Regions from separate parts of the Homo sapiens genome. Here all the other regions are linked to region 1. Evidence: chromatin contacts called from ENCODE Hi-C or POLR2A ChIA-PET data. All regions are on one chromosome and are shown on one strand. Each heading gives the region's core, a stretch centred on a gene start or an enhancer-like site at or near the end of the contact. The rest is flanking DNA. Distances are from core to core; before and after follow the strand shown.

Region 1 (4,936 bases), core at 1,162-3,661:
CCCAATAAGAAATAAAAAGGTTCAGACTAGTTAGGAAGTTTACAAGAAATCCCCAAGTCTGTCACACCAGGAGGAAGGCCCACAGACACAGGAAAGACCGGCGAAAGTTTAGTTAGTATCACTACTTGAAATAGGCGTCGCTGATCCAGCAGTTAAAAACTGTATCATCACTATTAGATCGTTCCTAATTATTTTGCTAAATTGAGGTTTGCAAAAGGTCAAGAAGCAATTCCATTACTGAGGCTCCTTCCTTAACTTTTAGGAATGTGCACCAAAAATAATAAAAATAATATTTTAAACTCAGAGGTATTTGCACAATTCCATAATTATAGTAAAGAGTATCAGAGTTTAAGTCAATGATAGTAAAGAGTATTGGAGTTTAAGTCAACTGCCACATACTAGTCATGTGACTTAAACTTTAGAACAGGCTTCTTCACAACTAAAATAGTCCAATAAAAATGTGCAAACCCAAATTAATGCCACATACAAATATAAAACAGAATTAAGTATAACTTTGACAAGCAAAAAAATAAATAAATAATATAGCATGTTTTGGCGCAAAGAACTAAAGTCCAGACTGGGAATGACTTCCAGCTTTGCCACTAATTAGCCACATAACAAGCAAATCACATACTTTAATCTCATTTTAAAAATAAAGATGCCTCAAGGAGATTATTTTGACAATCCCTAGCAGATCAAAGTTCTAAAAAGCTAAAAATAACTGATTTAAGTTACCCTCTAAATCAAATATGACTAATGCTAACAACAACAAACCAAAACCAAGAATTTCCTTTTAACATGATTGGTTTAACAAGCCTTTGAAGAAAAATATTTAAAACTTGTCTTCAAGTCTACTAATTGTACGGCAATCATTTAAAATAGTAAAACTATTTAAATCTAAAAAAAATGTAGTGTGTGGAGGTGGGGAGAAAAGGGATCATTAAATGCAATGCAAGAACACCAAGCAGAATTAAAATAAAGAAATAATGTAAACAGGATAAGATAGCAAAAGCTTTTTCTAAGGAAAACTGTTTCAAAGCATGCAGTGTGAAATTTTGCAATCTATCCCAAACAATATACTGCATAGGCATCGTCTTTAAATACACACATTTTCTGTTTCCAAGTACTACAGATAACTCATAATTCCTATAAAAAATTACACAATTTAATCAAGATGGTAGTACGTGGAGATTATTTCCTTTTAGTTTATTGTTTAAATACATGTCTTGCCAATCACAAAATATCTAGTGTAGCCAAAGACATAAGAAATCCCTGTATGAATCAAAAAGTGCCATTCTTGCAGCTTTCTGTCACAAGGATGCTGAGAAATGTACTGTAACAGTTTAGGAAACACAAGATTGTCTCAATTTTAAGTTTCAATCATTAATCCTCTTCAGAACTGGAATCACCCTCTTGGTCAGAAAGTTCGGGAACAGGGAAGCGGAGAATGGCAGCTACCCCAGTCAACTGGCTGAGCTGTTCCCCAGAAACGTGAAGACTAGAGAATATCCTAACGGTGCCTGCATTCTCTTTCACACTGTCCACCAGCCTCACATACCGGCTCCGTGTGGCTACATCCTGATGCCTGAAGAGCTCATCGCTGATGAGCAATGTGTCAATTGCCATGGCTTCATTGGCCTTCTCCACCTGCTTGAGTCCATAGAAAGCTCGATCCGGTTCATGCTGTAACATTTTATAGAAGTCATCCAAGGCTTTGACTTCCCCAGCAGCTTTAGTGTCTGAAAGGCGGCTAGCCACAGTAGGGTCACAAAGGGCCTCTTTCAGGGAGTACTTGTGTCCGGAGGAGGCATGTACCTAGAATCACAATTACAAAAGTTAGGCAAAATAATCTCCTAGAACACCCATTAATCAGCTCACAAAGGCTTAAAGCCAAAAGCGCTAGTAAGGCTTCATATGTTTCAGCGAAGTTTACTCCATAAATTTGCTAGACATTTAACATTCTCTTTTTATTTCATTATCTCATGAAAATCCCAGCTAAGTAAAGACTTTCTCTTCTTATTTTTCCCAGTTCTAAAACTTTAGGAGTAGTTTATACCAATCCCTCTGCCCATTCTTAATTATCCCTGGGTAAGATTGTTTTACCTGAAGAAATTTGGACCGGTTTTCCAGGAGCAGTTTGTTGTCGGTCTTCACTGCTTGTTGAAACAGGTAGTCGCAGAACTGCTCCCTCACAAATCCTGGGCTGGCCACCAGGATGCACTTTACAACATCAAAGTGTATGTGGCGCTGGATAGCCTGGACCACCTGTTCATAGAACCGCTCCAAGGCCCGGTCATGCTGAGAGCAATTGCCTTTCCTTTTCCTAGGGATGTTCACCTCCACCTTGGCCCGAGTGAGGGTCATGCTGGGAGTGACTAAGCAGATATGGGCGAGGCCTTCCTGCATGACCACAGCCGCCACATCAGCGCTCCAGGCTGGGTCACAGGCCTGCTCGATGCGCTCCAGTACCACACTATCCCACTGCTTCTTGGCCAGGGTGAACTGGCGGTTGGGCTCCAGCTCGATGGTGTGGTAAGCCCCCATCTTGACATACTCATTCTCTTGGATGTTGGTCCCCTTAACCCGCAGCTGGCAGGCTTGAGAGTCGAAGTCGATGGCCTCCACGCAGAGAGTGAGGGTAGTGCGGACCCGGTTGCTGCCCACGCTGCCCGTGGAGGACTCTGTCTGTACCTTGCGGATGGTGGAGGCGCGCAGGCTGTCGCCCACCTGCACGAGGTTGTAAGTGTGCCACATGTCCTCAGGCTCCTCGGGGACCAGGGTCACCTGGCCCGCATTGTCCTTCTCGATGTTCTTCCTCACGAGCTTCATGGCCAAGGAAGGGGCTCACTGACAGAACCAAAGGAACCAAGGAGGTCCTCACCTCCGCCCCGGGAGAGGGGATGGGAATGCAGGCCAGGAAGGGGGCGGGGCCCGGTTTCTAAGGGCACTTGCCTGGCGGGAAGGAAACACGCTTGCTTCGACTCATGCAGCCTAGGGCAGCACTTCCTCTATCCTTTCCTCTCTCAGTCTCCCGGCGCGCTGCGTCTAACAGGCTCGGGGAACACTGCAGCGAAAATCTACCCCTACACAGTTCCCGCTGGCAGCACGCAACAGCGGGCTGACGAAATGAAGGCGCATGCGCAGCCCCCGTCCCGCGACCCGACGCACGTCTCCCGTCCCCAAAGGAGAGGCGGGGCCGCAGTTCGCGCGTGCGCAGGCGCACTAAGCTGTGAGGCGCTCCGGACGAATGAACTCCCTCAAGAAGGTGCACAGAGTGGTGGCGAGTCCTTTATTTTAATGCCAAACTTCAACTTCCTAAGTTTTCTCTTCCATCCCTGTCTGTGAAGAATCCGGGGAGTGTGTGAGTGCAAATACTAGTTTTACCTGCCTGCGGCTGCCACTGCAACGCTTCCCTCTGGGTAAATCCAATTTCAAAGCTTAGCAGTAAAAGTAGCTCTCAGAAGTGCAGATTTGGCCCCAACGGCCCAAACTATGCTCGTTTTTGCTCTTGCCTTATCCGCACTCGGACGCTACAAGCCTGTTGGAGCTGGTATTTAGAAGCGGTTTCTGAGAACTACTGGTCACGTTCTGTCTGGGCTCCCAGCAACGTGTCCAGCTGTTTTCTGCGCCTAGTTACCGTGTCTGCACGATCTGATTCACCCAGATGTTAAAGCGCTGGTCCCAAGAGAGAAGAAACTATGTGTGGAATTTACCCCTGGGTGGACCTCTCAGTTGCTTGACCTGATGTCCTGGGAATCCTAGGCTCCAAAGTTGGCAGCCTCAGCTTTCCGCAGCCCAGTAGCCTGTGAAATGTTTAGGTTGGGGGTTGGGTCGCAAGAGCTTAGGGCCAGATCTTCACTGCCAAAGCTAAGCTAAAAGCCGAGGCTATGGGAAGTGGGGAAAAACTATTAACTAGGACTGACCCTGATTGAATAGCTACATAATTTAAAGAAAATCCTTAAGTTACTTAGCATTCTTTATTAGGAAGTGGAAATGGAGAAGTGGGATTGCCTCTTTAAGAGACCGATGAATAGAAAAAACAAAAGAATCTAAAAGTTTCTTGAGAGCTTAGATGGAGTGGAGGGCAGAGAAGTCCTGCACACATAGCTTCTCACTGTCTTTTCTGTCTTTCTCTGTGTGGATTGGAAAGGGGAACTAACCAGCCTGAACAGATGAAACAGGGATGAAAGGAAGGAATCTGAGTTTGGCATAGGCGTGTGGAAGGAAAATAAATCTCGGATCCCCAAACTCATTAAGCCAAAGGGAAAAGTTAAGCTGGGAACTGGGTCACGCAAAACTGCCTTGCCTCTTGGTTTTTAAATGAGATGGCTACCAGATGAAAAGCTACACACCTCGCTCATATTTTGCCCACAAGGAAATTCTCAGTGAGCGCCAAGATCTTTACCATAAAGTGTTTCTATGAAAATTTACCATGGCAATGTAAATAGATAGCTTCTGTTTTCAGGTACAGTCACCCCTCTGCCCTCCTGACACAAATGCATATCTGATTGTTCCCCTGCCCCATTTGTCTATGTTATCTTACGTAAAAATGCAGATTCAGATTGACTAAGCCAGACAGAGGCATGAATGACTATTTTCCCCCTGCTACCCTCTCACATGAAAACTGTATTTCTCAGTATCCCACCCTTTCCCCTTTAAATTTGGAGCCCTCAAAATCATCTTCCCAGAAAGGCATAGACCTGTCTTCCCCGCGCACGTCCTTAATTTTGGCAAATAAACGTCCTAAAATGATTGAGACTTGTCTCAACATTTTTCTCAACTGACAGGCTTCACAATTTAAACTTAAGTGTCATTATCTTCCTAAGAGATTATCAGGGGACGGAAAGGTCCCCTCCAAGGGGAAAGTCCAAATAAGAACCACTACTTATTAATATTTGTGGCCTCTTTTCTCTTTGTTTCTCGCTCTCTATGTCTC
Region 2 (4,936 bases), core at 720-3,219, 1.8 Mb after region 1:
CACACCTAGCCGGAAACCTGACTTCTTAGCAAACTGTCTCTCAGAGCAAAATCACTTTAACCACAGTGATTAAGACCAGAATCCATTGATTAAAACGTTTTGTGTGTTTACATGTATGTATATATGTGTGTGTGTGTGTGTGTGTATATATATATATATATATATATATATATATATATATACACAAAAAAGATCTCAGAGACCTAAATACATTCCCATTACTTAGCAGATATAAACAGCAATTTCAATTATAATCAGAAAGTTTCTTGGTGAACATGGAATCAGAATAAAGAAAGTTGAGGTGGAATTTCCTTGGTCCACATCTCTTCTGCCTAGCTGGTGGTTGAATGAAAATACACCATCAATTGTGTCTATTACTCTTTTTGCCAGTCCTTCAATCAGGTTATAATCTAACCCTCTATCAGCTCAGAAGACCAGGTACCTCTTTTTTCTTTCCTCAAATCCATTAGATATTGAATTATAGCTTAAGATTTGGAGGGCAAATATGTGTTGCTTATTTCAAATTCTATTTATTGACTCACTCTGCCCACATCCTAACAAAGACGATATAGAAGACCAACAGAGTTTCCTATTAATTGTCCTTTCATTCACAAGAAAGAGACATTGCTCTGACCAGCATGCTCTGACTGTCAGGGAACTTATTATCATCTTAAATAAGATCAAATTATGTTCAATAATGAAGACAAGAGTAGGAAGAAGCCACCTTGAATCCAGTGGAACTGCTGTGCTCTGAAGTAATGGTAAGGGCACAGGACTTGTCTGTTGTTTACCCATGAATGCTGTCCTTAGAATCTTAGACAGCAGCACCACCTCACCTTAATGTGTCCTTAGAGACAGCTGAAAGCTTGGTGTAACGACATACATCTAAGGATACCTTTATAAATGATAAGGCAAATTGGTCCAAACAAAAATTAAGCCTGACCTCAAAATATATCTTTTAACTAGTTATTTTTATAAAATTCAAATGCCATAGAATGTGCTGTCTGCTTACATAGACAAAGCTCTTGATGCATTTTGAGATGCCAGTTGTTTGATGGGTGAATTGTAATGAAGCTTCCTTTAAGATTATCTGCAGAAGCAGACAAGTGATCATTGAATTTAGTTTGCCATCCTATGGCCTAGGCTCCTGTTGTCATGAAAACCTGAAATTGATTGCCAAACACTTGCACAGTAATTTTGAGATTCTTATAATTTAAAGCTCAATCATTTCTTGACTGAAGGATACTTATTGAGGAAGCTTCCATCATCAACCTCCGTTTAAAAAATTTCTTACTGTGTGGATTTTAATCAGGGCAATAAAAGGATCATCCACAAGCTCCACATCACTCAGCCATATTAAATTATGATGTAATCTAGTAAAAAAATCAATAAGTGAGACCCAGTAAGGAACCTGAGACTGTTCAAGACTAGAATGCAGGTAGGCACCATATGGCCAGAAATGAAGTGACTACGTATTATCTTCAACCAGGGACATTGGATTTACTCAGTTTCTTTGGGCTGGGCAAAAATGACCTTGTAATGCATTGAGTTATAGGCTAGCAGACATTAGGCACCACACTATCCCTTCAAGGTACGGTCTTTTTAACAAGTCCTAGGAAGGGCTGTTTGAGTTAATTCAGAGCCCGCAGAAGGGCTCACAACAACCTCCTTGTTTTGTCCTAACGTGAGCTGATCCTTCTTGCATCAGGTGGCTCCTCTGACTGTCCTGCCCTTTGGGTACTGGGCAATTAATCCACAAACGCAAAATCCTGAACCCTGGGCTAAGAAAATACGAACTGATTTGGTAAACAAATGATATGTAAAATCTATACGCACAGAGTGGCAAGTGACAAAGGAAATTGCAAATGCCCCTAAATGCTCTTTCCCATCGATTGGCAGAGAGAATCTAACACATACACAGAGGAGATGGAGCATAAAATTGGGCGGACTGACTCAGAGGTTTGTTTTGATTTTTAAATCATTTGTTAAAACTAAAAATGAGTGTGCGTACGCGTGGAGAGGGGGAACAAGGCTTCTCTAATCAGCAAAGGGGCTGTCGGCAGGCGATGTACAAATGAAAGCGCGCTTTCTAAATTTCCAAAGCACTAAAGGGAGAGAAATGCGCAATTACTGTGGGATTCGCCCAGAGGAGCAGCCTCAGGAGTTGAAGGGGATCCTGTCCCTCCCAGAGGAAAGCTCACGATTGGATTGGAACTTCTAGCGACTGCCTGAGGTGAGCTTCAGGTGGGGACCGGCCCCGCCAAGTCCGAGGCAGTTATCCACAAGAAAACACGCGCGTGCCCCCGCTGCTCCTGCGTGGTGGTCGTCCGGAGACAGGCGCCCTGCAGGGCATCTAGAGGGCCCCAAATGGCTCAGCCGGGCCCGCGGCGCAACAGGCTGCACAATAAATTAAAACAATAGTGAGAATAAGCAAATGGTCTGGAGGGCGGGCGGAACCGAAGCTCGCTCTTCGGAGCTGGAGTGCCGCGGGGAGGGGGGTGTCAGCGTCCCAGGGATGAGACCTTCCCCTCCCCCTTCCGCTCCCCGGCACCCCCTCGACCAGACGTCTCTTCCGTAGGCGCGTCCTCCGGGTCATGGGGAAACAGAGGCAGAGACTTGGGAAGGAGAAATGGAGAAACCAGGGCAACGTGGTCAGTGCTGCAGCGCCATCCCTTTTTCACTAAGACCACCCTGGGCCCCTGGGCGGGAAGCCCTTCGCACACTCCAGCCGGGGAGAGTCCGGGCTGGGTTCCGCAGCGCCTGTGGCTGTGTGGCCGGGAGGCTCCTTGCTCTCGCCCGCGTGGTCCTGAGATCGGTCGCTCGTTCCCACAGGCCCCGGGATTGGCTGCACCACGCAGCTGTTGTCCAGTTCCGGAGCTGCCGCGTTCAATCCGAGTCCCTCCGATGCTTTCACTGATATTAAAATTTCACTTTTCGAACTGGCCTTTTATTTATTTTTTTTTACGCAGTCGTTTTTGGGAGGCAACAACTCGGACATCCTGTATCCGTAATCAGATAATCTCACTCCTGCTTTTGTATTCCTGCAGCTTTAAACTCTGCAAATATTTGTGTCCTTCACAAAAAAAGGCGTTCCTCAGTCTACCTCCAACCTCGCCGGGCAACTTATCTTTCCCAAGTTCACAGCCTGACTCCGGATCTCTTGGTCTCTTGTGATCTTGCAGCAATTCAGCAGAAAAGACTCGGTTTGGGTTTTGGTTTGTGATGGCTAATAATGGGGGTTTTACCCCCCTGATGTTTGGGGGATTTGTGCTTGTTTTATGATTACTATTTTTCTTGTTTCCTGCAGTCAAGGAAAACTGTCTGTGTTACAAGCAAACTTACTGTCCCCTGCCTCAGGGACGTGAGTTCCAGTCCTGGACACTTTACTTTCTCTCTCTCCGGTCTTCCCTGGCCCACGGTCAGTTTCTTAACTCTCCTTGTCCTTGATCTTTTCCCGAAATGCCTGGACCCTCGCCTTAGCCCCTCCTCCGATTTGCCCCTTTCTTTAATTTGTCTTGTGTGTTAGCGCTGGGTCAGCGCGCCCTTTGTGCTGAGGTCCTGGGCCGGTGTGTGTGTGTGCGTGCGTGCGTGTGTGTTGTAGTGTGTGTTTCTTTTGTTATTTTCTCCCCTAACACCGCAGAAATGAAACACACATGCAGCTCTGTCGCCTCATATTTTCAGATGTTTTTCACACTATTGTCTGCTCCAGCCCGTTGAAAGTGCAAAGTGAAAACAGATGCATCCAAAAAATTTTTTTTGAAAGGGACAATCCTAGGATGGAGACTAACCCCTCGAATACAGATAAGCAATAAATATTGTATCAGATTTATAACGTGCATCGAGCAGTCTTGATTAGCACCAAGGTGAGCTTTGGTGAGATTTTTATCATTTCCATGTGTCTGGACTACAAGAAGAAATCACTGGGGGAAGAGCTCTATAAATCAGCGTCCATGTCAAGACAAATCAAAATAATGCCTCTATTATTTCAATCAATAAACCATTTTTATTCCCAACATCTGATACACACAGTGTGTGTCCGTCTGTTTGTATTTGGAATTGGCAGCCTTGCCTTATACCAAAACAAACCTTTCAAGACGTGTCAATGAAATTAAAATTTTTAAAAGGAGAATTCAATGTGACCCTCCTTCCCTTTCGAGCTACTCCATTCTCCCCTTTTTAAGCCGCACACCCCAAGTCAGTAGGAGAGCTTTGCAACTCTGCAAAGGATGAAATTGCTTTGAGAATTTCAGAGAAAAGGGGTGGCGGGTGCTATTAGGGAAGAGAAACCGAAAGCGGCGACAGGCAACGACTGGGACTGAGGAAAGCCTCCCTGGCTCCTGGCTCCAAGATATTCCAGAGGACGGTCCTAGGGCGGTCTCAGGAGGGTGTGACAGGGTGCTCCCGCGCTCTGCTAAAAACCAAAACCACCACCTCCCACCACTGCCACCAAGATTTTTCCAGCAGGTGTAAGGCTGACTGGCTGTAGGGCGTTAATTGGGGCGAGGCTAGCTGGAGAAAGATGGGGGGCGGGGGCGGGAGACGAGGAAGAGTGGGGGAGAGGAGGGAAGAAAGGGAGAGAGAGAGAGCGACTGACTCTGGTTGACTGGCGGGTGGCTTTTGTTAGTTTCAGGCAGATTTCAAGACTTGTTTCTCAAAATGTCCTGCAATTTTGGCTTCCGCGGCAGTTTGTGAGATGGGGCCACAATTCTTGATTGATGATAGGAAAGTAGAGAAGGAGAGATGATTCGTCTATGAGTCAACATTGTCGATAGCTAGAGTCTTGGTATTCCCATAGCTTCCTTGGTTATTTTGTTTCCAAATTTGCACACCCAGGAACCAAATCTCAATGATCCTTTTGTTGCTGAAGGTTCATCCTCTCCTGTTCCATCTGTCCGCCATAAACACATAATTCTGACTGCCCCATTCCTAATCCATT
Region 3 (4,936 bases), core at 1,079-3,578, 1.4 Mb after region 1:
GTGATATTTTGCTATTATTTAACATAATAATGATGCTGATGTCTCTTCTGTTTGTTAATAAAATGAATACAATTTTCTTTAGAGACTACTGGCTTTCTAAGGCAGAAAACAAAGTTTCTGATACATACACACAAGTCAGAGGAAACTTGAGATTAGCAAAACGTGTTGCAGAATAAATTGGAGGAAAAAAAAAACAAAAACTCTCCAAAACAACAAAACCAAACTCAGAAAGTTCCTATGTTGTTTCAGTCTTGTCAATTTGGACAATTCGCTCATTTTATCAGTTACCAGATTTTAATGTGAGAAAGGAAGCTGTTCAATTATCTAAATATACCAATTGTTCGTAGACAGATGATGGGCAATTTGATCTGCTCTAATTCATCAGCTCAGATAAGATAAGAAAGAAGAGACAGTTAGATGTCACCAAAGGGTTAATATTTAAAAAGATTAAGTTTCCGGTGTTTTTTCCAAGGAATATTTAGGTTGGTTTTAAATTTTTCTCAGAAGGAGGTCTTACCCCAAAAATAAAAGGAGCAATACCTGTACTCGCTCTTTCAAAGTACATCTCTAAACATGCTTCGGTCAAACTTTTATTTCACCTATTGCATTGATGCCACCAAAGAATTTGTAAGCTACTAATTTTAAAAAGGACTAAAACAAACAGAACACTGCACTATACAACAAAAATCAACCCTATTTTAAAGCTAAAAATCCAAACTTCTCCATCTTTTTAAAATTTTGTTTTGTAAGGGGGAGGGTGAAAGAGGAAAATAATTTGTGCATCATAAACTCCAAGAGTAATTAAACAAGCCTCAATACCCCGGAATTATGAATACCACTGTTAAGGGTTTTTGTTTTTCTCAACTAAAGAATGAAATGAACAGCATAGCTTGATTTTTTTAACACATGTACAGGGTAACTTTGGCTTGTATGACTACACTGAGGCAAACTTCACAAAAAGACAAAGCCACACCAAATAATACATAAAGAGTGGGGAGATTCAGGGAAATCCCACAAAATTAAGAAAGAAGTGTAAATGCCATACCTGATATAATCTCTTTTACAGTAGGTTTTCCCATCCCTAACAAAGCATGTACAGCTCTCGTCCAAATACTGATTACACTCCGCACATTTCAAACATGCCGCATGCCATTCCAAATCCGGAGAAACCCTCAGAATATACTGATCGTGAATCTGATTGCCGCAACCAACACATAGGGAAATCAGACGTTTTTCTGAAATGAAAATAAATACATGATTGACTAACCGTTTACTTCCTACAGAGATAAACACACTTTTAGTGTCGTTCTCTTATAGGGCGTACTCTGGGAGGTTTTTTTCTTTCTTTCTTTCTTTCTTTTTTTTTTTTTTTAGAGCATTGCACTTTGGGATGGTAATTGAAATGTGCCATCAAAACCTTGACTCATTTTTAAAAGGAGGTGGAATATATGTAAAATGCAGATTGGAATAGTCTACATTTGTACGCCTAGCACGCAATCAAACCCGCTCATTTTGTATTTCTCCCCCCCCCCTTCCTCTTTGCTATAATCATTGGGAAAGATTATGGATAAGTCAAGTCAAAGAAAAGGTTTTGACTAGAAGCGTTAAGTGAACGCAGGGATGTCTATATTTTCCGTGAAGCGCGCTCTTAAATAGCACACAGGACTGGATATTGTTAGCAAGAGCAGGCATAAATACAGTTGTCACTCGTTCTCTTTTGCAAGTCTAATGCTAATTCACATCTCTGGGCATTGACTGTGCAGGCAGACCTTTGCAACATAATAACCTTCTCGGAGAGCTCAGGATTCCCCAGGAGGAAATCACCGCTTAGCACCAGAAAGCTAGAGCTTTGGAGGGCACACAGGCGAATTCACACACAAGGTACAATCAGTTTCCCGAAGATAAGAACCGACAGTAAGCATGCAGGCGTGGCGGCAACAAGAAAAAGCCACCTTTTCTCTTTCTCCAGGCAATGACTCCAACTCCAAAGAGCCCTTGGCACCTCAGCCTGTGCCTGAGAGAGAACCCCGCACAAGAACAGCACACCGAGCCCCACAAGGTAAAATAGCCTCTTACTTTTTGGTGGATCTCCCATGTCTCCCATATCTGTAAGAGGGAGTAATGTCCACAGTGAAATGGTGGTTGTACAGTTGGTGAACAGCCCACAGAGAGGATGCTGGAGCTGTGGCTAAGTGGGAAATATTGGCCCCTGGGGTTGCCAATGCTGAAAGAGCCGCTGCTCGGCTGCGCCGCGCCCTCGCGGATCTAGGAGTCCAATTTAAGCCGGCGGAGTTGGCGGAGCGGAGGCGCTGCGGCGGCGGCAGACTCGGCGCGGCTCGGGCACCTCTCTTCCTTATCTCTTACTCAAACTTCTCTGCTCCAACTCAGCTCCATCGCCATTGGTCTGACGCAGCGCGCGGGGACGTCAGGCGAGCGCCGCGCCCATTGGCTGCAGGGCGCGCGGCGCAGCTGTTCTGATTATCATATTTCAGCCTCGCCGCCGCTGAGCGCCACTGACCGCTCGGCGAGCCAGCGGGAGAGGATTAGGGCTCCCGAGGCAACTTGCTCGGGGCTCAGGCCGTTCTCCCCCGAAGCTCGGGCTGCCGGGCTGTTCTGGCTCTGGCCTCCCTCTCCTCCTCTTCCTCTTCCTTCTGTCCCCTCCCGCGTTCCTTCCCGGCCGCGCCGCCTGCGCCCTCGCCTCCTGTGGCGCTGCTCCTCCGCCCTGCGCTCCTGGGGTCCCCGCAGTCCGGCTGGCCGCGTTGCGCGCGGGGCTCACTTTCTGCCGCCGGTGGCGAGTGGCTGGTGGGTAGGTCTACCTGTTGACGAGGTCCCTCCCGGGCTCTAGGAAAAGGGGGGAACTTGGAGCAGGCCGTTCAGCTTGGTTTGGTCCCCACGCCGTGGTGCACATCCCCGGGGCCTGGCCTGCCTTGGCTGCTCCGGAGGGCTAGTTCCTCCAGAACTGGCTGCGCTCGGCGCGCTAGGGGAAGAAGAATCGGGAATGGGATGATTAAACCCAGAGGAACTGTTTCCTGACTGCTACACCATTACTCCGTCTCCCCCAACCTCAGATATCTAAAAACGTTGGGTGGGAGGAAAGGGGCGCTTCTTGCTGTTGGGACAATCAGGTTGGAACGCACCGGTAAACCGAAGTTGACTCCGCGGACTGACTTTTTGTCTTTCAGACCCGCGAGGTCTGCTTCTCAGTTTAACTCTAGAATTGAAGCTCACTAACCCGAAGCCAAAGAGCGAAATGATCTTTCAGTAGTCTAAAGTTTGTAAGATTTTTATATACTGTTCAATTCTTCTCACTGCTGGTCTCCTGCCCTTTGTTTTTAAGCAAACTTGTGCAACTAGCTGTGGTATTTTGGTAATTATAAGGACAAGTCTCCATGACTTTGTGGAGATTTTTTAAAAATGCATTAGTCTAAGGGCGCGAGTAGGGAGGGATTTATTACAGAACAGTGAAAGACCTATTTCACGTCCCCAGGCGTTAATATATAATTTTCTCTCGAGAAACTACTTGGAGAGAGAAGACTGTTAGGTGCAACTCGCCGGTAACCTTCTTCAATCATTCTTACATGTTCCCATCATCTGTTACGGTCTCCCAAAGACAGTCACAGGAAGGCCACGAAGAACCCCCGCGCTTCCCCCAAAGCTTCTAAAAAGCCATTTCTTATCTAATGGGGCTGCCAGTTTTATCTAAAAAGTCCTACAGACACAAACCATAGAAGGCTTAATTTCGGTGTCTTGTTGCTGTGAGAAGACCCGGTGTGTTAGGAAACTCCTTTCTTTATATCTTTCGCAAAATCTAACCCTTGATAAGAGCTGTAAATCCTGGCCGGCCGCATTGGCTGGGCTTGAACGGGTAATGCCTCTCCAAAGCGGAAAGGGAATCAAAGATGCGTAAGTTTCCTCCTGACCTAGCTGAGGCTTTCTTCCCCAGGAACTAGTTTTGATTTGTTTTTTCTCAAGGAGGATTTCAAATTGGATCTGTCTTCCCTTCCATTTTTATTATAAGTTGTTTTAGAGCGCGTGTATGAAAGCGAAAGTTGGATAGACCTAGGTTGATAAGTTTACCAGTTGTGTGGTGTGTGTTTTTTTTTTTTTTTTTTTTTGGTCTGTTTCTAGTCTCTGGTATTAGATGTATGGAGCCTTTTGTCAGGCTGCTTTTGCAAAGCTGATGCTGTTAATCTCAATACGAAGCAAATCTTCCTAGTATTTGTGTGTGTTTCCCATAGAGATAAACATGTTGACCCTAGTAAAAAAAAAAAAAAAAAAAGATACCACCACAATGCCAGAAAATAGAGTTTTACCTAGTCATATTCCATCATGCCACTTTTATAAGATGGAATTAAACACCAGAAGCCACCAGAAGCCTGATGACTTACATTTGAGATCCACAAAGCACCCTCACTATCCATCCTCCTTCAAACCAGCCCCCACCTCCCACCCACAGTGTGGTATTTTAACTCCCTAAACCAATAAGCTATTACAAAGAATTATTGCAGATGATAGCACTTCCAAGTAGAAAAGCTTGCATGCGGCTTGGGGGAAACCTTTAGTAATAGACAATTTCACCTTAATGGTGAAGACAACATTTTCCTCTTTTCATTCTGCACCATTGTTGTAAACAAGTATTTTCTTAATAAGTTCCTAAACTGATAGAAGCAAGACGCATGGTGAAGATACCAGCATTAAAAGGAGACGTTTGAGGGACCCCACCATGATGGACATGCTCTGAAGTTCAGTGCATGTATCATGACACATTTTGCATTAAAATCCAAGTTAGAATAGCAGGCTTTGTAGTTTTACTTTACCTTGAAGTTCTAAATTGATCATGGATTATTATGATTTCCTCAGCTGATTGCTGTATGTGGATTTAGTGCATCAAATATATCTGTAAAATTTTGTATACATAAAACTGATGAGCAATTTA

What was found. Hi-C counts contacts between places; a loop is a spot of excess contacts on that map. ChIA-PET counts read pairs that join two places held with the same protein, here RNA polymerase II (POLR2A). Pooled maps may share reads with other maps.
Region 2: a loop to region 1 is called in a map of prostate gland, with 5 times the contacts of the local background. The contact joins the promoter of LINC02106 here to the promoter of PELO-AS1 in region 1. A Hi-C loop is called at or near these places in 1 of 168 maps with a recorded cell type or tissue (prostate gland), 1 of 37 single-sample maps with no recorded cell type and 12 of 50 pooled maps. POLR2A ChIA-PET finds 5 or more read pairs at or near these places in 2 of 52 experiments (WTC11 and activated CD8-positive, alpha-beta memory T cell).
Region 3: a loop to region 1 is called in a map of MCF 10A, with 13 times the contacts of the local background. The contact joins the promoter of ISL1 here to the promoter of PELO-AS1 in region 1. A Hi-C loop is called at or near these places in 3 of 168 maps with a recorded cell type or tissue (MCF 10A, prostate gland and vagina) and 1 of 50 pooled maps. POLR2A ChIA-PET finds 5 or more read pairs at or near these places in 2 of 52 experiments (HEK293 and HEK293T).

What each region holds. Positions count from the first base shown.
Region 1 is chr5:52,798,288-52,803,223 of GRCh38, reverse strand. PELO-AS1 (PELO antisense RNA 1) reads left to right here and starts at 2,411. Exons shown (of 5, transcript NR_186455.1): 1 at 2,411-2,532. The region is part of intron 1 of ITGA1 (integrin subunit alpha 1); the gene reads right to left. It overlaps PELO (pelota mRNA surveillance and ribosome rescue factor), which reads right to left. Exons shown (of 3, transcript NM_015946.5): 2 at 2,104-3,339; 3 at 1-1,815. The coding sequence starts at 2,829. The coding sequence ends at 1,384. RefSeq lists enhancers at 1,901-2,600, 2,601-3,299.
Region 2 is chr5:50,967,220-50,972,155 of GRCh38, reverse strand. It overlaps LINC02106 (long intergenic non-protein coding RNA 2106), which reads left to right and starts at 1,969. Exons shown (of 2, transcript NR_104653.1): 1 at 1,969-2,233; 2 at 2,579-2,939. It overlaps LOC124901181 (a long non-coding RNA gene), which reads left to right and starts at 4,584. Exons shown (of 2, transcript XR_007059131.1): 1 at 4,584-4,936. RefSeq lists an enhancer at 1,968-2,489.
Region 3 is chr5:51,380,840-51,385,775 of GRCh38, reverse strand. It overlaps ISL1 (ISL LIM homeobox 1), which reads right to left and starts at 2,328. Exons shown (of 6, transcript NM_002202.3): 1 at 2,077-2,328; 2 at 1,046-1,235. The coding sequence starts at 2,104. It overlaps ISL1-DT (ISL1 divergent transcript), which reads left to right and starts at 2,444. Exons shown (of 2, transcript NR_046243.1): 1 at 2,444-2,802. RefSeq lists enhancers at 91-274, 91-619.